Regions from separate parts of the Homo sapiens genome. Here region 2 is linked to region 1. Evidence: read pairs that join two places in POLR2A ChIA-PET (ENCODE). Cell type or tissue: A673. All regions are shown on one strand. Links, peaks and the distances in the headings refer to the core of each region. The heading gives the core; the rest is flanking DNA.

Region 1 (10,314 bases), core at 2,918-5,417:
AGAGAAGTAAAAGCAATTCCTCATCCACCTTGTAATCTCTGAAAGAGTCTACAGTTTGAAGCTGAATTAATACATTTCTTCCCAAAAGAGAGGCAGGGCATTCAGGCATTAAAAGAAAAACATACAAAGCCATGAGACGAGATCGTGCCACTGCACTTCAGCCTGGTGACAGAATGAGACTCTGTCTCAAAAAAAGAAAAAAAAAAAAAAGAAGAGCAGCTTATAGGATGCTAAAACAGCACCTATGAGCTTGTCCATTTATCCCTGTGATCATACAGTCTCGGGATGATAAAGCCTCTTCATAATGTGCCAAAACAGAGCAAGCAGCCCCTGTATAGAGAAGGAAATTAATATTCTTACCTGCCACTTCAAGGGTTACCCCAGGATCCTCCAGATACATGGTTTTGTTGCCCAATGAGAGCTGTGGCAGAAGGTCTTGAGCCCCATCACTCTTGGCCTTCAGCACCTAAACTAAGGATGTCTGAGCAAACCCGAGAGTGAGTGGTGCGCCTCTTCCTAATGGCCAGTTGTCTTACAGCAAGCACATTAATTTATATTCAAGTTGCGGTGATCTGGAAGCCCAGATTGGGGCTTTCTGCCTTCTAGCTTCCCTTGCCAAGGCTGAGAAGTGTAAGGGCAACCCCCATATGTGTGGCAAGCTTAAGGCCACAGCTAAGAGCTGTTCCTTTTGAGAAGCTGTCTTAAGTTTTTCTGCTTTCTCTGTCTTGTCCTTGTTATTAAAAACCATAAATGCCGTGTCCCAAAACTGGTTCATAGTAGTCTGGGGAACCAAGGCTGCTTTTTTTGCAGTTTCCAATGGATATCAAGGGCAGACTGGATTATACAATGTACCCCTAATCAGGTTTGTCCTTTTGAAGTGGGATCAGTGTATTTCCTAATTGCCTCAATTGTCCCTGAAACAAAGCCAGATTCTCATCTTTACCTTGGGTAACTTCCTTCACGTTATCATAATTAACATGTTTTTTCGTACATGTGTTTATCCCTTCTAATAAACAAGTGATCATGTGATCTCTCTTCTCAGTCTTCACTATTCCTTTGATCATTCCATCCTCGATTTTGATCAGGAACTGCAATACCCCCAACCCTGTAGATAGTATGATTAGAATTGTGGGATAGCATTTCATCTGCATGTGTCCTAGCTATTTCCAAAATCCACTGTTTTTCTTCCACTGTACAGCAGGTGGATAACAAAATATGCAAATCCTGCCAGGTTAAATTATGTCAGAGTTAGTTTCTCAAACTCATCTATAAATTTTCCTAGGTCTTCAGAGAAACAACCAAATTTTTCTTTGCATAATGCCAAATCAGACATAGAAAAAGGGACACATACCCTTATAGTGCCCTGTTCCCCATTTACCACTTCTCTAAGCAAAGATTTTCCTTTGAAAGTTGCTAAGAGGCTCCACTATGGGTAATACAGGTGGGGCTGGGTTCCTCAGGGAGTAACGGGTACAGAATAGGACTAAGCATCTCAGAAGGAGGTAGATGTAAAATAGGGCTAGACGGGTAAGGAGGATGAGATGAAGAGGTCTCAACAGAACTACTAGAAGGGCTAGAAGGGACAGGGGCAGATGCACCTGAAGCATTGGAACTGACCAAGGCTTGCATTGAAAGATCATCTAGAATATCTAATTAGTTTTCCTCTTTTATTTTCATTAAATATGCACATGCTTGTTTTAAAGTTTTATCCTGACTAAGCAATAGAAATGTTTGAACATATGGTATTTCACCCCATTTTCCCTCCTGCTTGCAAAACAAATCAAGTTGAAGTATAACTATTAAAGGCTGTAGTTCCATTAGGTGGCCATTTTTCTTGACTTTCCAAATAACATTATTATTATTTGGAATAATAACATTATTATTTGGCCCTATTAGGGCCAAACAATATTACATAAAAATAAACATTTCTTTTTCTTAAGCCCACCTAATTTAAATTGGTCCCAATGCTCTAATATGTACCCTAGTGGTGAGCTTTTTAGGATTAAGGCTGTGTTACCCATGAAGGGAGCAGGTAAAGGTGAAAATAGAGATCATTGTGAATAAGGTTGTACTGCCACTGGCCAAGCTCCACTAAAAAGGATGAAAGAGCTTTCAGAGCCAAATGAGCAAGGGAAAATGATCCTGTGATCACTTTTTTTTTTTTTAATAAAAATAGAGGCGGGGTCTTGCTATGTTGCCCAGGCTGCTCTTGAACTCCTCAGCTCAAATGATCCTCCTGCTTTGGGCTCCCAAAGTGCTAGGATTACAGGTGTGAGCCACTATACCCAGCCCCCATGGTCACTTTAATTCAGCTATTCATATTACCCAAATAATGAGTTGGGCCATTTGCACTAGAGAGACCACAATAGGGGACTTGACAAAGAAATGTCTCATTAAGCAAGGGAAATGACACAGACCCGGGAAGGAATGTCCAGGCTCAGGACAGTGATGGCAAGCAGGGTGAAACTTACATGGTCTTGCTGTCCGTAACCAAGAAGTAAAAGTCATTTGATTAGTGAGCAGATGAAAAGGAACTGCTAAAAACAAATCTCCAATTCCCTATTCTATAGCTGTTTGTCTACATGGGACTGGCATAATTGCTGCCTGGCTCAATCATACACCCTGGAATTTTTCATTTAAAATTTGTAAGTACTGGCTGGGCGCGGTGGCTCACGCCTGTATCCCAGCACTTTGGGAGGCCGAGGTGGGTGGATCACTTGAGGTCAGGAGTTCAAGACCGGCCTGACCAACATGCTGAAACCCCGTCTCTACTAAAAATACAAAAATTAGCCAGGCATGGTGGCACACACCCGTAGTCCCAGCTACTCGGGAGGCTGAGGCATAAGAATCACTCGAACCTGGGGAACGGAGGTTGCAGAGAGCTGAGATCACGCCACTGCACTCCAGCCTGGGCGACAGAGCAAAACTTCATCTCCAAATAAATAAATAAATAAATAAATAAAAATTGGAAGTACCAAGTTTCAATTTTGAGAGAAGGGGAGGCAATAAATAATTCATGTAAATGGGCTACATATAGGGAAAGTAAATCTTGCAGAACCATTCATCCCCAATGTACCTTAACAGGATGCCGGAGCAGACAGGCGAAGAGCCGATAATCTGAAGGCAAATGAGGAAAGTGAAAAGTTAAAAATATCAGGACTGGTCAAGTGAGGCCTGTGAAAAACAGCAGGAAAACACAGCAGTAAAACATAGACAGCAATCAGGAAACTGGCAAGTAGCAGCCTTTAACGAGCAGCCAAGAGTGCAAGGAGGGCTAATCCAAAGGGAGTAATGGTTAATATCTCGTCACACTGAATCCATATCCAGCTATGAGGATGTGGAGGGCCTCCAACCCTTCCTAGTTGGACCTCTAACCAGTTTTAGACAAGTACCCCGTCCTTTACCACTATAAAAATATATTCCACTACTTACCCAAAGTTGGCCAATTGGTGCTGCACAGTGTATTTCCTCTGGGTTGGAGGGTCTCACCTCATTAAGGTTCCAGTGGAGATGCAATGGGAAAATGTTACCAGAAAAGGGGTCTCATCCAAGAACCCAAGAGCAGGTTCTTGGCTCTTGCAGGGAGATAATTCAGGGCAAGTCACAGAGTATAGTAAAGTTTAAATAGTTTATTAGAAACCACTCTATTACAGAGTAGGGCATGCTCAGAAAGCAAGAGGAGGAATGCCTCTACCTTAATGTAACGCTTGCTTACATAGGATATTAGGGCTAAGAATAGTGTACTTTATTATAAAGTCCTGTGATCAGCTTGTGACAGGATATTAGTATTCATGTTCTCTTGTGTAACTATTGATTTCAGCGAGAATTTATGGGTGTACTATTAATAGCATCATTAGAGTAAAACCCATTTTTAAACTAAGAATGCCTTTTTCCATTAACTTGTTTCCTCAGCCCTAGACATCTTGTGATAAAGAGTGCCTAACTTCCTGAGAAAGTCACCCAGCAGTTTTTTTTTTTTTTTTTGGCTTTATATGGCCTTTATTCAAGATGGAGTCATTCTGGTTAGGACACCTGTGACAGAATAAGTTTAAATGTTAATGGAATAACTCTGGCTGAAGCCGGGAGGCTACTGCAATAATCCAGGTGGGAGATGATGGCTGCTTGGACCAGGGTGGTGCCTGGGGATGTGGTGAGAAGTGGTTGACTATGGATATGTTTTGAAGATGTGGTTGATAGAATTTGCTGACAGATGAGACTTGGGATGTAAGAAACAGAGAGGAGTCAGAGGTGAGTTGGAGGTTGTTGCCCTGAGTAACTAGAAAGATGGAATTGCCATTTATTGATATAGGAGTAGGTTTTGGAGGAGAAGATCAAGATCAATTTGGGGCTTGTTCAGTTTGTGATGTGTGTTAGACATCTAACTGAAGGTATCAAATTGGCAATTAAATATACAAGTCTAGAATGAGGGGAGAGTTCTGGGCTGGAGATAGAAATTTTGGAATTCACTGGCATAGGTGTTGTATGTAAAGCCACAGGAATGGCTGAGATCGCCAAGGGAAGTGCATGTGGACAGAGGGGACTGAGCTCCTAACATTTGGTGGTTGGTAGAACTGGCAAAGGAGACCAGAAAAGGGCTCACTGTATGCCAGGTACTGGTTTCAGCACTTTGATGTTTATAAGCTCTTTTAATCCTCACTTTAACTCTGGGACATAACTATTACTATGTCAGGGGACCTTAAGTACCTCACGTAGCTCTCACAGTAGGTGACAGAGCCAAGTCAAGCACAGGCCATGTGTCCTACAGCCTGCCATAACCACCAGGCTATCCTTCCCCCCAGCGACTATACCAAATGTTTATACTTTTACTTATTTAACAGGATGGGTTTCTAGTGCAGAGTGACTTAAACAGGATCTGTGTGCATTAACTTTACTCTGAATCTCAATTTCCACATTAGTAACATGCCAGCCTGCCTCTTTCATAGGACTGTGTTAAAACTAACAATGGTAGTGGAATTGTAAACCTCGAAGTGCAGTATCTACATTACACTGTGTCACAAGATCTCTGGGGATGGAGGAGGCCCTTGAAAACCCCCGAATTGAATATCATCCCCTTCCTGATGCATGTCACGATAACATCCCTATCATACCTTGTACTGCCTCTCTGCTTGGGCCCTTTCTCTTTCTACAGTTCTGTTTGTAAGGAACATCTTTAAGCCAAAAGACCCTTCTAATTTCTACTGATCCCATATAACTCCCCCCTCCCTGAGATGCTGAGGATAAGTCTATACATGAATAACATGCTTATAGGCCCTTGGATTTCTCCAGGCACCCCTCTGATTGTCATTTTCTACTTGAACCCAGACATATTTTTCCAAAGCACTTGGAATCCGTTAGTCACCGGCAAGAAAAATGGAAAGTATTCTTTTTCTTTAAAATTTTATTTTATTTTAAGTTCTGGGATACATGTACAGAATGTTCAGGTTTGTTACATAGGTAAACGTGTGCCATGGTGGTTTGCTGCATCTATCAACCCATCACCTAGGTATTAAGCCCCACATGCATTAGCTATTTATCCTGATGCTCTCTCTCCCAAAATAGAAACCATTCTGGATAGAACAGAATGGCTGAATACAGGGAGCCAGTTACACAGGTGATGAAAGAAGCTGAGACAATAACCCTGAGGCAACCAAGAGTATCAACAGCAGGAAGTCACCATTCCAGCCAATGGAAGGGTAACAGGGGTGTTTATTTATTTTTATGTATCTTTTCTGAGATGAAGTTTTGCTCTTGTTGCCCAGGCTGGGGTGCAGTGGCACAATCTCAGCTCACTGCAACCTCCACCTCCCAGGTTCAAGTGATTCTCCTGCCTCAGCCTCCCGAGTAGCTGGGATTACAGGTGTGCGCCACCACGCCCGGCTAATTCTTTGTATTTTTAGTAGAGACAGGGTTTCTCCATGTTGGTCAGGCTGGCTTCAAACTCCCGACCTCAGGTGATCCACCCGCTTCAGCCTCCCAAAGTGCTGGGATTACAGGCGTGAGCCACCACGCCAGGCAACAGTGGTGTTTATTAGAGTCTAAGGGCCTGAGTCACCTGGCTGAAGCTAGGACCACAAAAAGCCTTTGTATCAGGGGCTGGAGCCATGGAAGGGAAACTGTGAGAGGCAGAGAACAGGGAAAAAAAAGCCCTGGCTTCTCCCTTGCCCTGACTCCTGAAAATGCCTCCTGCTAAGGTATACATGTAAATGATTGCCAGCCATTATTCTAGAGGTCACAAGACATTGCAACTTCCCCAATTACTCCTGCAGATAACGTCACTATCGTAGAACCTCAGCTTGGCTTTTTGAAATGTCTTTTCGGGTTTTTTGCATGTCCGACACTGATGGCTCCACCTGGACCCACCAATCACTCCTGTGGCCCCCACCCAGCAGTGACTAAGTGCACTGGAGGACCATTTCCCACACCCCTGTGATTGCAACCCCAACCAATCAATAGCAAGCACCCACCCCTATCCTATCCCACAAACTACCTTTGAAAACCCCTGGCCCCCAAATGCTTGGGGAGATTGATTTGTGTAATAACTCTGTCTCCCTGTGGCCTCAGTCAGTTAAACTCTTTCTTTACTGCAATGCCATGGTCTCAGTGAATTGATATTGTCTATACAGCAGGCAGGAAGAACCCATCAGGTGGTTACACTACATGCCCCTAGTGGTCCTCTCCACTGACACTGCCTTCTGCTTGGCTTCAGCCTAGGGCCTGTGTACTGTACCTGTGCCTTCTGCCTGTACCCGCACAGACCATCATGTGCTAGTCCCTTCTTGTCATTTAGGTCTCAACTCAAAAGTAACTGCCATCAGGAGGCCTCTCTTGACATCCCCCAGATATATTAGCATCCTACCACCCTGGCCCATGTCTTCCACCTTTTTATAAGGACGAGTCATATTGGACTGAGAGATCACCTTACTCCAATATGACCTCATCCTAGTTACATCTGCAATGACCCTATTTCCATCTAAGGTCACATTCTGAGGTACTGAGGTCTAGGTCCTCAACATATTTTGGGGGAACACAAGTCAATTATAGCAGGAATCTTTAGGGTATAGATGATAATTCAAGCCATGAGGCTAGAGGTGACCACTTCACTAGCCCCTACGGAGTGAATAGAAAGGAGGTGGAAAATCTAGCTTTGGGGCTGGGCGTGGTGGTTCTCGCCTATAATTCCCCCAGCACTTTGGGAGGCTGAGGTAGACAGATCACTTGAGGTCAGGAGATTGAGACCAGCCTGGCCAACATGACGAAACCCCGTCTCTACTAAAAATATGAAAATTTTAGCCAGGCATGGTGGCAGGCACCTGTAATCCCAGCTATTTGGAAGGCTGAGGCAGGAGAATCACTTGAGCCCGGGAGGCAGAGGTTACAGTGAACCAAGATTGCCGCACTGCACTCCACCCTGGGTGACAGAGCGAGACTCCATCTAAAAAAAACCAAAACAACAACAACAAACCTAGCTTTGGGAAAGTCCGCCCTGTAGAGCTGAGATGAGGAGAAGTCAGCAGAGAGGCTGAGAAAGAGCAGTAACTGTAACTGTAATAGGCCTGTTGCCTGATGTGTGCAGCAAGTCAATATGCCAAGACGGAGTTGCAGTAGAAAAAGAGGCTTACCAATAGGGCCTCCAATCGAGGAGATGGAGGGGAACCTCAAACCCTCTCTCAAGGAGTTTGCGGCTTTTCTAAGGGTTTTTAAGGAGTAGGCTGAAGTGTGGAGACTGCTGATTGGCCAAAGGGAACAGGGTGAAATCATTGGACAGAGAGAGAAGCAGCTGTATTCTCATGCTGATTCCATTCCTCTGTTGGTGTCTTCAAACTTGTTGGTGTCAGCTGTTTCACTGGAATTTGTGATCTGAAAAACATTTTAAGCAATTTTTTTTTTTGAGACAGAATTTTGCTATTGTCGCCCAGGCTGGAGTGCAATGGTGTGATCTTGGCTCACTGCAACCTCTGCCTCCCGGGTTCAAGCGATTCTCCTGCCTCAGCCTCCTGAGTAGGGAGGCTAGGGAGGCTGGGATTATAGGTGCCCGCCACCATGCCTGGTTAATTTTTGTATTTTTAGTAAAGATGAAGTTTTACCATGTTGGCCAGGCTGGTCTCGAACTCCTGACCTCAGGCAATCCGCCCGCCTCGGCCTCCTAAAGAGTTGGGATTACAGGCGTGAGCCACTGGGCCTGGCCTTAAACAATTCTTAAGCAAAAGCCTTATGATTCCAATGTCAGAAATCCTACCTGTAGGAGCAGTGGAGATGCAAATGGTCAGTATCTAGTGCTACATGACTTTTGGCTACAAGGAAGTGGGTCAAATTACAGCCTGATTAATGCTTAATTATAACTCTATTTCTGTGCAGAATTCGTGTTAACCCTGTGAGGATGGCTTCAAAGTGAGGTAGGAGCAAGCCGGGAGTGTGTGGTGTCCTGGAAGCCAGGGAGGAACGCGTATCAAGGAGGAGGGAGGATCAGCCAAGTCCACTGTGGCTGATAAATCAAGAAAGAGGAGGATGGGAAAATGGCCATCTGATGTGACAACACTGAGGTCACTTGTGACCTTGACAAGCACTGTTCCAGTGGAGTGGAGGGGAGTAAAGCCTGACTGGTGTGTGCTCATGAAGGAATGGGAGAGAGGACTTGGGGGCTGCAAGGACAGAACATTATTTACATGTTTATGATCTGTCTCTCCACAGTTGCATGAAAGAGCCACGAAAGCCAGGACCCAAGGGTATCTTATCCATTTCTGTATCCCAGTGCCCAGCACATTGTATTTGTTAAGCCATATTTTATATTTTATTAGCCAGTATCTCCTTCAAATGTGGGAGCCCATAATTTTCCAGTTTGGTCACACCAACAAAGACTAGAGAGGAATGACAGGGTTGGAATAGAATTCTCTGGTTCCTTCCAGCTCTAATATTCTATGATGGTGTGAACTTGTTCTATCAAGTACCATTGTATTAACACAGTAAGGAATTTAATTAGTGGTCTGCTATTGTTAATTTGTTTTGGTAAGCAACTGTTAAATGAAATGGCTGGAATCAGTGTTCCATTCATAAATTTAACAAACATTTGTCGAGTGCCTACAATGTGTTAGGCACTATATATATTGTCCCATATAACAGATTTAAGAGCAGAGGGCCTAGGATAGGGGTGAGTGGTCAGGAGAGGTGATGGGGACCTCCCATTGCTAATGCTCCAGGAGGTCCAGGGTTCTTTGATGTGGCTGGCACTATTCTGCTTATCACTGAGGAGAGAAGAGGCTCCCAGTGGCCTGAGTGGAGGGGTTACCAAGCTGCAGCTGCAAGGGACACAGAGCAGCATTCACCAAGGCACAACAAGCAGCCTCTATCTGCTTCACCACTGAGGAGCCGAGGGCCCTCACACAACAGCTGTTTCAGGCAGTGGGAGGAGAGGAAGATGTGGTCTTCAGGTCCACCCTGCCACAGGGCCAACACCAGATTTGACGCCACATCTAGCGCTTGAGGCTTCTTCTGTGGCTGAACAGCGGCTTTAGGCTTTCTCTGCACGATCCTTCCTTTCTGCTTTCATAGGCCTTGTCAGGCAGGGCAGGGTTTAGCAGTTGCATTCTAAGGCGAGGAGAGGAGGGCTCAGAGCATTGCAAGACCTAAAGGGGAGGGTCAGAGCCAGGACAAGAACCTAGGGGTACTCCTGCCCCTGGAATAATGGAGAGAACATGGGCTCCGCAGTCTACCCCTGGATGAAATAATCTTCATTTGATTACCGCTCCACCCGCATCCTTTCTGAAACAAAGTACCTCAGTTTCCTCATTTGTAAATTAGGGAGAAAAATGTCCTTCTTACAGGGTTCCTTGCAGAATCAACGGCATAATGTGAGTGAGAGCGCTTTGTAACTAACATACAAAGTGCTCTCCAGACATTTATTACCGTTTTAAACCGCCAGGCCAAGCTTCCTCTTGCAATTATAGATTAGGGGCTCCTACTCATCTGACTTTGTTCCACTTTCCACTCCTCTTCTCCGTCCCTCCCCCTCCAACAAAGAGAGGAAGTGAGAGACGCAGAGGCACGCGTCTAAGGACCAGCTTAGCTGGCCCAGGGTCACATGCAGGCCTCCGCCACAGGGGTGAGAGCTGGTGTGAGGGGCGCCCCCGCCCAGAACTACATTTCCCATCAACACTTTCGCGACTCCTGGGCGGCAGCGGCCAGGCGCATGCGCCGAGTATCGCCACGCCTGGTCTCTGGGACGCCCCTCCGGACCGGTTTCGCCTCGCGGAGCCGGTAGGTCCAGGTGCAGCGGCCGCAGTGCTGCGTCCGTGCGCCGCGGGCTGGGGCGGTCTCAGG
Region 2 (10,314 bases), core at 4,659-7,158, 190 kb after region 1:
CCGTCTCGAAACAAAAAAAAAAGAAAAGAAAAGAAAAGAAAATTCTCTGGACTGTGTCCAAGGACCTGGATTCCAACCAAAGTTTTGCTACCGAGCACTTATAGAACTAGCTAAGCCTCTCAGTCCAGTTTCCTCATCTGTTAAATAAGGAATTGGGCTAGATGATCCCTAAAATCTCTTCCAGCTCTCGTATGCCATGGCTCTAAGGTAAATTACTAGCCTAGAATCATTCTCCACAATGAATACTATCTGCTTTCCACCAAAAACAAGGGGGAAAAAGGGAGAAAGAACAAGAAATTCAGATATTTTGTTTTCTCATATTTAAGGTGAGATGATTCTTTTTATAAAATTAAGATTATTTCTAACATCATTAGATCTTCTAAAAATAACAGGTTTATTAAATAAGAAATGTATATTTACTGTAGAAAAATGTAAATACACATAAGCAAAAAGAACTTAAATAACCTAAAATCCTTCCTATCAGAGACAGCCTCCATTAATATGTTGATGTATAAATGAAAATGTTTTTCTATACACACATATACATTTTTTCCTTCTGAAAATAGGATCAGACTATTCATTCTGTTTTTCAAGTGGATCCTGACATTTAGCAACATACTGAAAAAAATCTTTCTATGTTAATAAGTATACTTATATAGCATTGATTTCAACAGTTATATGGTAATCTGTTGTTTAGGTACATCCCCTATGGCTGGATAGTTACATTTATTTTTCACTATTAACAGTCTTATAAATATACTATGTGCAAACATGTATGTTTTTTAAGGCTTCTGAGTGCACAGCCAGCAGCAATACAGCATAAGTAGGGAGGAAGGAGCTGTCACATCCTTCTTTATAGATGCATGCACTAGGCAAGCTCCTCCTAACAATCAGATGGTTACGGGGAACCATTTGATTCCCCTATGCCATGTGACTACCACCATCCTGGTCACAACTGATTGGATTAGCATCCTTTTCTCCCCTAAAAGCAACCATCTGGGAGTGGCCCAAAGCCTATGAGGGGGCAGGAGACCCCTTCCCTGAGAGGGATTCCTACCTTGGGTGGTGGGTGGACAAACTGAGCAGATTCTCCCTCAAGTTACTGAACACAACACACACAAGAGGCCTTTAGTCAGCAAGGGCAGGAGCAGGCAACAGTGGATTCCCCACAACGTCAGAGAGGAAGGAGTCCTATCCAGTGTGGTTCCCAGAGCCGCCCTCCCTGGCTCCGGCTAGTTTAACCTGGAGGGTGAAGGGACAGCCTCCAGAGCCAGAGAACCTGGCTTTGGATCCTGGTTCCATCACTTCTTACCTAGAGGATCTCTGGTTAGTCCCTTTGCCTGTCTGACCCTGAGTTTCCTCATCTGAAAATGAGGAGATTAACACCTACTACAAAAGGTCACTGTGAAAACTAAACAAAATAATATATTAAAAAGCCTTTAGAAGAATGCCTGGTATAGAATAGGTAGTATTATGCCTCTGCTGGGAAGGTTTGTTTTACCTAGAACCACAGGAGTTTAAGGAGTGCTATAGGTCACTGATACCTGCAAGGACAAACTGGTGACTTCGGATACCCTGTTATTATTAGTTTACTCTTTAAGTGTTTTCGTCTCCTCCACCAGCTTGGCGAACTCCTTGAGGACATGGGCTTTGTTTTCTGTTCCATTTTACCCTCCACTGTGCCTTCGCAGGGTAAGCTCCTAATCTGTGATTGATTCTGCTGATTAGTGAGATTGTCTTTTCCTTGTTGAGCCAGCACAGCCAGTTTGAACCAGTGTAGTGGGCAGCTGGCCCGGCAGCCTAGCTCTCCTCCCTCCATGACAGCCTTCCAGAAGTAACTCTCCCTGGAAGGCAGGCAGAGCACAGCAGCCCTCAGCAGCAAGTGGAAGCTTTGTGTTCAACGCAGAGCCAGCCAAACTCTTGGGACTGGAAGTTGTCACCTATTGCAGTTTGCAGGCTTGAAAAAACATCCCCATCGAAGCTAACCCAGAACCTCCTACAGCATGTGCCAGGGCTGACAAAATGTAGAGGTGCAAGTCTGTTTTAGGGACTGCTTCCTTCAGGAAAGCCTGCTTCCTGAGAAGGCCTGAAGGACACGCCGTGGCTTCCCTCTCTGGTGTGTCCTGAGGCTAGAACCCCAAATAAAGGGAATGAAGTCATGAGGTCAGTGAAAGTTGTTGGTCCTTCTCACCGATTCAGTCCCTCCTGAACTTGCCTGCTGGCCTACCTAGGCCACCAAACATGGGCCTTGAATGCCTAATTGCCCAGCAGCTACCAAGACACGGTTTCACATAAGCTGGAGAGAGGCTCAGCTAAACAGGACAACTAGAGAGGAAGGAGATCCTGAGTAGCAGCAGCAAGTTTGGAGCTAAAGGTGTCAGAGCACAGGGATTCAAACTTTTTTTTTTTTTTTTAACATTCCTCTGTGCCAGGTATTAGACTGGGTGTGTTGCATAATAATATGCATAATAATAATATTAAAAGCTAAAACATAGTACACACCATCTGCCAATTACTATGCCAAGCATTTTACACATATTAACTCATTTAATCATTACCAAAAACCATTGAAGTAGGTAGTATTATTATCTCTATTTTACAGATAAAAAAACTGAGGCACAGTAATTTGTTTAAGGTCTCACAGCTACTAAATGGCACACCTGGACATGCACATAATTCTACTGTTATAATTTGAAACTGTCCCCTTTGAAACTCATGTTGAAACTCACTCTCCAGTGAAACAGTATCAGGAGGTGGGGCCTTTCAGAGGTGACTGAGTCATGAGGGCTCTGCCCTCATGATTGGATTGACTAGTCCATTCCTGGGTTAATGGATAATAGGTTATCATTGTGTGAGTGGGTTAGTTATCACAAGAGTGTGTCTGTTATAAAAAGCCAGGTTGGTTCTCTCTCATGAGCCCCCTCACCATGTGATGTCCCAAGCTGCCTTGGGACTCTGCAGAGGGTCCCCATAAGAGGAAGGCCCCGACTAGATGGAATCCTTTGTCCCTGGACTTCTCAGCCTCCAGAACTGTAAGAAATAAATTCCTTTTTTCTGCCTCAGCCTCCCAAGTAGCTGGGACTACAAGCTCCTGCCACCACACCCGGCTAATTTTTTGTATTTTTAGTAGAGATGGGGTTTCACCATGTTAGCCAGGATGGTCTTGATCTCCTGACCTCGTGATCCGCCTACCTCGGCCTCCCAAAGTGCTGGGATTACAGGCGTGAGCCACTGCGCCCAGCCAAATAAATTCCTTTAAAAAAAAAAGTACCTAGTCTCAGGGATTTAGTTATTGCAACAGAAAGCAGACTAAGACACCTACTGGAAAGCTTTTCAATTAAAGTCTAATATGATCATCTACACATGTATACATTTAATTCTCATAGTAAGTCTATAAGCTACGTTAATGTGGTCTCATTTTACAGATGAGAAAACTGATGGTCAGAGAGGTTAAATATGTTCAAGTTCCATAAGTAACAAGTGGTGAATATCATGCCAGTCCTGTGTGGCTCCACCACACCCTGACACAAAAAGAAGACCTTGCAAAAGAACAGGAAAATGCTTAGTGGGCTTAGGAAAGGAGGCCACTGCAAAACCACAAAAATTGGGAATATGCTACCCTGCAGGAGGTAGCACCCAGGCACAGCAAAGGGTGGAGGCTCCGGAACCAATCTGATTACTTGCCCCACTGCAACTTTCCAATCACACCAATTAGCCAGATTGATTTAAATCTGATAGTGGCAGATTTCTAAACGCCTTTTACAAAGGTGAACCTGGCAATGCTTAAAAACTGGCTCTAAATGCAGCCAAATCTCAAATAGAAAAATCTCCAAGCTTTACACTCTCTGCTCACTTTCTAAGCCACCTATTTTTTTTTTCTTTTCTTCTCTCCTTCCCAGTTAGGATAATTAAGATCTTAGAATCATAGACCTGGAAGTTTAGAGATGATTTAGCGCCCCTCTGCTTGCTTTAAGGCTACTTACTGCAACAGTTACCTCCCTCTGTATGTTTAAACCTTTTCTCCCTGACAGAAGAAGGTTTGCCCTTGTAAATGGGATTGAGTGATCAGCTAGTGGCAGAGCTATTTTAAGGCACCTGCCTGGAATCTCACAATGGAGGGTGATGCAGAAGGCACCTCCTTAAAGATGGCTTTGTCTACCGACCCCCTACTACCACCACCACCCACCCAGGTCCTCATTGGGGAAGGCCAGAGGATCTACTCTGCCTTTTCCAAACCTAAAGGAGCTCTTGGAAGGGTCATCAGGAAGACAGAAAGAAATAGGACCTATTAAGGAACTAACATGCAAATAATGACAGTAAGATAAGATTGTGTTAACAGACTTGTAAGGAGTTTTATATGAGCACCCAAACCAAAAACTACCAGTGCCTGCAGGGATCCAGAAACCTCACCAAGGAGGATGCCCAGGGAAGGAACTGAGGCCTAGGGAAGCTGCAGGCCTGGGAGGTTACATGGTTTCTCCACTGAAGGCAGGCAGCGCTGGTTTTGCAACCTGACTTTCCCCTTGCTAGCGTGGGACTACAACCAGTGACACACCCTGGCATTCCCAGCCTTTATTTTCATTGTGCAGCTGTCTGATTGGGTGGGTCCCTACACTAAAATGGAAAAGATAACGACTACAAAATTGAATTACACCGTAGACAGATTCTTTATTACCACCACCAAGCACTCACTGATTACCCAGCTCCTTTTAGATTGAGCGAGTTTGACCAATGGAGTGGAGGCATATACTAAGCTCAGCATCTCTGGGTCCCTCCCCACTGTAGCTAAGTTCCCAGCCATGGTACTGTTGAGGCCCTAAGTTCCCAGGGTGAAGATCTGACTATGACACCAACAGGCAAATCAGGACAACAATCATCTTAGTCCCACACCAGTTTCTCAACAGAAGCTAACAACTTACATTGATTAAATGTCGGCTAAGCATCAGGCACTCTGATGAGTGCTATATATACATTGTATATATACAATGAATCAGGTACATTATTATGTCTATTTCTTTTTTTTCGTTCTTTCTTTCTTTTTTTTTTTTTTTTTTTTTGAGACAGAGTTTTGCTCTTGTTGCCCAAGCTGGAGTACAATGGCTCAATCTCGGCTCACTGCAACCTCTGCCTCCCGGGTTCAAGCAAGTCTCCTGCCTCAGCCTCCCAAGTAGCTGGGATTAACAGGTGCGTGCCACCACATCTGGCTAATTTTTGTATTTTTCGTAGAGACAGGGTTTCACCATGTTGGCCAGGCTAGTCTCGAACTCCTGAGCTCAGGTGATCCACCTGCCTTGGCCTCCCAAAGTGCTGAGATTACAGGCGTGAGCCACCGCTCCTGGCCTATTATGCCTATTTCACAAATGAGGAAATTTTAAGAGATTAGGTCACTTGCCCAAGGTTGGCCCACTGAACCATGAACTCCAGGAGACTAAGGACTGCTTTATTTCTGATGCCTCCCTCACACCCAGAACGGTGCTAGACACAGGGAAGATGTTCAATTAAAAAAAATTCCTAAATGGATGAATGAACAAGTACTAAATGCTGAAGCAAAGAGGAATGTGTTCTCCAGAAAGAGAATGAGAAATATAAATGGACAAGCAGAGAGGAAGATATTCCGTAGGCTAACTAGAAGAGCTGTAATAATCTACAGCTCTTTTAACCTTCCCTTTATCCTTGTAGCTTTCCCATTGAGTGTTTTCAATGGGAAATGTCTAACTGCTCTGTGGGTGTACACCACGGCCAGTTGCTAATTTTGGAACACTTGTGAATCCTGGGCCCAGAGTCATGACCAATACTGGTGAGTCATACTCCCCATACAGAGCTCCCTACACACTGCCTGTCAGAAAAAAAAAAAAAAAAAAAAAAAGCAAAACAGAAGTTGCCATCTCATCCTTTGCTCTAGTTGCCTCATTTTACCTTCTGAAATGATGGAGGAAGTTCTGCTGAGGATGGGGTCAGGGTAACAGCAGACTTCTGAATAACTCTGCACCCCCAGAAACCTGCAAAGGACACAGGCCCTCTTGGTGGTCTCCTCCTGGATGCCTTGCTTTCTCCTGGAAGAGTCCTCCCTTCCACCCCGGATATCACTGTGAACCTGTAAGTGGCAGTACCTTCTTTCTAGTAGGCAATGTCTACTGTGCCATCCTAGGCAGGTATAATACATAAAATAACCTGTCACCTGGGACCATTAGCTTCTTTAACAAAGGACAAATTTCATTCCATACTGGAGAGAAAGGTTTTAAAATACAAGTGTCCTGGAGAGAGGAAACATGTTGACTTAAAGTCACACAAACGTGCAAAGACCTGACAGCAGTCCTTTCTGGGGCAGAAAGAAAGCAGAGAGCTCAGGGGGATAGAACCCTCGAACACGGACTATTGGGTACTTCAGATCCAACCTGTGGACTCTCATTCAGGTTGGGGGTTATTAATTTTTTTTTTTTTTGAGACGGAGTCTGGCTCCGTGATCTCAGCTCACTGCAAGCTCCGCCTCCCGGGTTCATGCCATTCTCCTGCCTCAGCCTCCCGAGTAGCTGGGACTACAGGCACCCGTCAACATGCCTGTCTAATTTTTTTGTATTTTTTAGTACAGATGGGGTTTCACTGTGTTAGCCAGGATGGTCTTGATCTCCTGACCTCGTGATCTGCCCGCCTCGGTCTCCCAAAGTGCTGCGATTACAGGCGTGAGCCACTGTGCCCAGGCCTATTGGGGGTTATGCAGGTTCCTTTGCTTGGCCATGGTAGATGGCTAAGTCTTTGCTTCCAAGTTCTTTTGACCATGAGACATGTAGAGCCAGGGAGGAAAGAGAAAATCCAAACCAGGTCACTGTTACCTGTGAATAACATCTTGATCGAGTTCTGAGAAGAGGAGTGATGATACTAAAGGTTAAGTGGAGGTTTTCACTCCTCTTCAGATTTTGACTTTTATAACTTTGCCATTCCTTTACTGTAGAGAACTGAGAAAGAATAGTATATGGGCATGTGAGGAGATTCCAGCTGCATAAGCAGATCATGAATGTTTCCAGTGCCAAGTCCTCAGCCAAGAGTGCCCCAGGAGTTTCATTCCTACTAACCAACCTGGGTAACACAGGCATAAGAACAGAGAGAGAAGTGGTGCTTTTAAAAATAGATCTGACTTAGTAGTCTTTAAATAACTAAGGATTATGATATGGGAGAGGGCTACTTTGCATCTCCATCTCTGCTGAGAGAAGAACTTGAAAAAATGGGCATGAAACTAAAGGGATTTGTGCTTGCTGAGTAAGAGCTTCTACAAGGTAAGAAAGCTGTTGAAGAAGAGAATTTGCTTCTCTGTATCAGGATGGACATTCACTTGACTGTGATGGTCACTGAAATGTAGCCTACCTTGACATAGAGTAAATTCTTGCTCTTCAAAGTGTGGTCCCCAGATCAGCAGCAGCAGCATCACCTGGGAGCTTGTTAAAGACGCTGAGGCCCCACCCTGACCTCCTGAATAAGAATCTCCTCTCAGCCGGGCGCAGTGGCTCACACCTGTAATCCCAGCACTTTTGGAGGCCGAGGCGGGCAGATCATGAGGTCAGGAGATCAAGACCATCCTGGCTAACATGGTGAAACCCCATCTCTACTAAAAAATACAAAAAAAAAATAGCTGGGCGTGGTGGCAGGCACCTGTAGTCCCAGCTACTCAGGAGGCTGAGGCAGGAGAATGGTGTGAACCCAGGAGGTGGAGCTTGCAGTGAGCCAAGATCATGCCACTGCAGTCCAGCCTGGGTGACAGAGCGAGACTCCATCTCAAAAAAAAAATCTCCTCCCTAACAAAGTTCCCAGGTAAAATGCTTGAACCTTATGGACTAAGAAGCGCTGGGCTAAATGACCTTTGCAGATTCCTCCTGTGATGGTTAATATTGAGTGCCAACTTGATTGGATTGAAGGATGCAAAGTGTTGTTCCTGGGTGTGTCTGTGAGGGTGTTGCCAAAGGAGATTAACATTTGAGTCAGTGGACTGGGAAAGGCAGACCCACCCTCAGTCTGGGTTGGCACAGTCTAATCAGCTGCCAGTGCGGCCAGAATAAAAGCAGGCAGAAGAACGTGAAAAGACTAGACTGGTTTAGCCTCCCAGCCTACATCTTCCTCCCATGCTGGTTGCTTCCTGCCCTCAAATATCAGACTCCAGGTTATTCAGCTTGGGGACTCAGACTTGCTCCTTGCTCCTCAGCTTGCAGCCAGCCTATTATGGGACCTCATCTTGTGATCGTGTGAGTCAATCCTCTTAATAAATTCCCCTTTATATATAAATCCATCCTATTAGTTCTGTCCCTCTAGAGAACCCTGACTAATACACTTCCTACTTGAGGATTTCATGAGCTGCCACTAGTTGAGAAGTGGTGCAGCCCCTCTGGGGAGGGAGGCCCGGCTGCTAAGGAAGTGGGAGGCACACTGGTATTCTCCTCCCAAGCCACAGCTCTCCACATGCCTTCTGTACAGGGGAGAAAGTACACCTTTCTCCTCATCCTCAAGGGTACCGTAGCTTTAGGTCCTCTGAACACACGAGACCTTCTGTAGCAAATACCTGGGAGCCCAGACAGCTTGTAGAGATTATCTGTGCCTCCCTCAGAACCATGGAGGACTCCCAGAGCAAGGAGGGAGGCAGGCAGTCCAGTGGTCTCTGCAGATCCTAGCTCTCCTCTCACTTGTAAAAGCTATCTGCATGCCTCCCTGGGGGCCACAGGTGACAGGGAGTGCCCAATTTCTGATCTGTTGAAGAATCATAAACCAACTAATATATTTTTTTCCGAAGGTTTTTAAAAACTCATTTTTGCATAAATTATTCATAAATACCAATGAGAAAAAGAACACCCAAAACTAATATAGAGAGTGAGGGGTCTCAAGACACAGTCAACAACCCTTTTGACTAAGAGGATCTAGTTCACAGACACACACACAGAGAGTGTGTTCACCCAGCTGCTGATATTAACTACTACTGCCTTAGTCAACTCTGGCTGCTGTAACACAATACCATAGACTGGGTGGCTCAAACAACGGATGTCAATTTTCTCACAGTTCTGGAGGTGTCTTACAGTCCAAGATCAAAGTACCAGCAGATGTGATTCTTGGTGAGGGCTCTCTTCCTGGCTTGCAGATGGCTGCCTTCTTGCTATGTCCTTGCATGGACTTTCCTTGGTGTGTACCCATGGAGAGAGAGCAAGAAAGAAAGCTCTAGTCTGTCTGTCTTCCTGTTCTTATAAGGGCACTAATCCAATCATGGGGCTCTGCCCTCAGGACCTCATCTATTAATAGTACCACCAGGTTGGGGATTAGGACTTGAACTTATGAACTTTGGAGGGACACAAACATTCATTCCATAACAACTACCAAAGTAGTAGACTTCAGAGCGATTGTTTTCTAATCCATATTTTTCCCCTCAAATCATATGTTCTTGGCTAATACTAATATTGAGTGCCCTAAGACTACATGTTAGAGAAATAGAAAATTTTAGATTATCCATCTTCATAATAACTAGTAGTGCTGTAGAAATGCAGTTCATCAGTCTCTAGGGTCTCTCTATTCTACCATTTCAGGTGGGCTGTGGTCCTATGGTCAAGTCAAAGAGAAGCTGCACTGAATATTTATTCACAGTAAGGACAGCAGTTGAGATCAGAGGCTCTAGAGTTAGAATGACCTGGGTTCAAATGTGACTCTATGACTTCCTACCTGTGACCTTTCCAAACTTTGATTTCCCCATCTATAAAATGGAGGGAATGACAGTACCTTCTATCATTATATATTATTATGTAGTTATGAGGGTTAAGTAATACATGAAAAGCCCTGCCACAGGGTAGAGACTAGATACACAGTGGCTATTACTATTGTTGCAGTTGGTATCATCAGATGTGATACTTATGTTTTCCTAGCTCATATGTGCTCTTTCTACTATCATGCCGAGATCTCCAAGGAGCAGGGATTAAGCTTCCCTCAACAGAATTCCTCTTGTCTTCTTGAGGTTACAAAAGGTCTCCTGCTTCAAGTAACTCAGGGAGCTGCCAATGTAAGGCTCTGCCCTTGTGGGGCATAAGAACTGTTGTGGCCACTTGCCTGTCTACTGGCGCAAAAACTCCTCCAGAGTCCTGGGCATCCAGTAAAACTTGCAGCACAAGTTAGGCCTTTTTTTTTTTTTTAGAGAAGCCAAGAGTCCTCCTCCACCTCCCCAAGCCTCACCGCCCCACTCTATTGAGCAGTGATCTTCATTCACACCTTGACTACCCACTGCCCATTTCCCCTTACATGACTCTTCACCCCTGAGTACATATATGTCATGTACTGGCCTTCAAGAGTGATCTT

Evidence for each region. Peaks named below come from ENCODE experiments on the same cell type or tissue, not always from the same donor. Only the 100,000 strongest peaks of a DNase experiment are listed, where the experiment ranks them.
Region 2: POLR2A ChIA-PET joins it to region 1 with 10 read pairs; 2 of 35 experiments call an interaction of 5 or more read pairs at or near these places.

Annotation. Positions count from the first base shown.
Region 1 is chr1:212,414,782-212,425,095 of GRCh38, reverse strand. It overlaps PACC1 (proton activated chloride channel 1), which reads left to right and starts at 10,210. Exons shown (of 8, transcript NM_018252.3): 1 at 10,210-10,314. In A673, for the core only: no CTCF peak of the experiment used is centred there; no DNase peak of the experiment used is centred there.
Region 2 is chr1:212,230,285-212,240,598 of GRCh38, reverse strand. LINC02608 (long intergenic non-protein coding RNA 2608) reads left to right here. Exons shown (of 4, transcript NR_125984.1): 2 at 1,623-1,692. Among named protein-coding and RNA genes, the nearest start is that of LINC02608, 50 kb to the left of the region's middle. In A673, for the core only: no CTCF peak of the experiment used is centred there; a DNase peak (open chromatin) is centred at 5,768.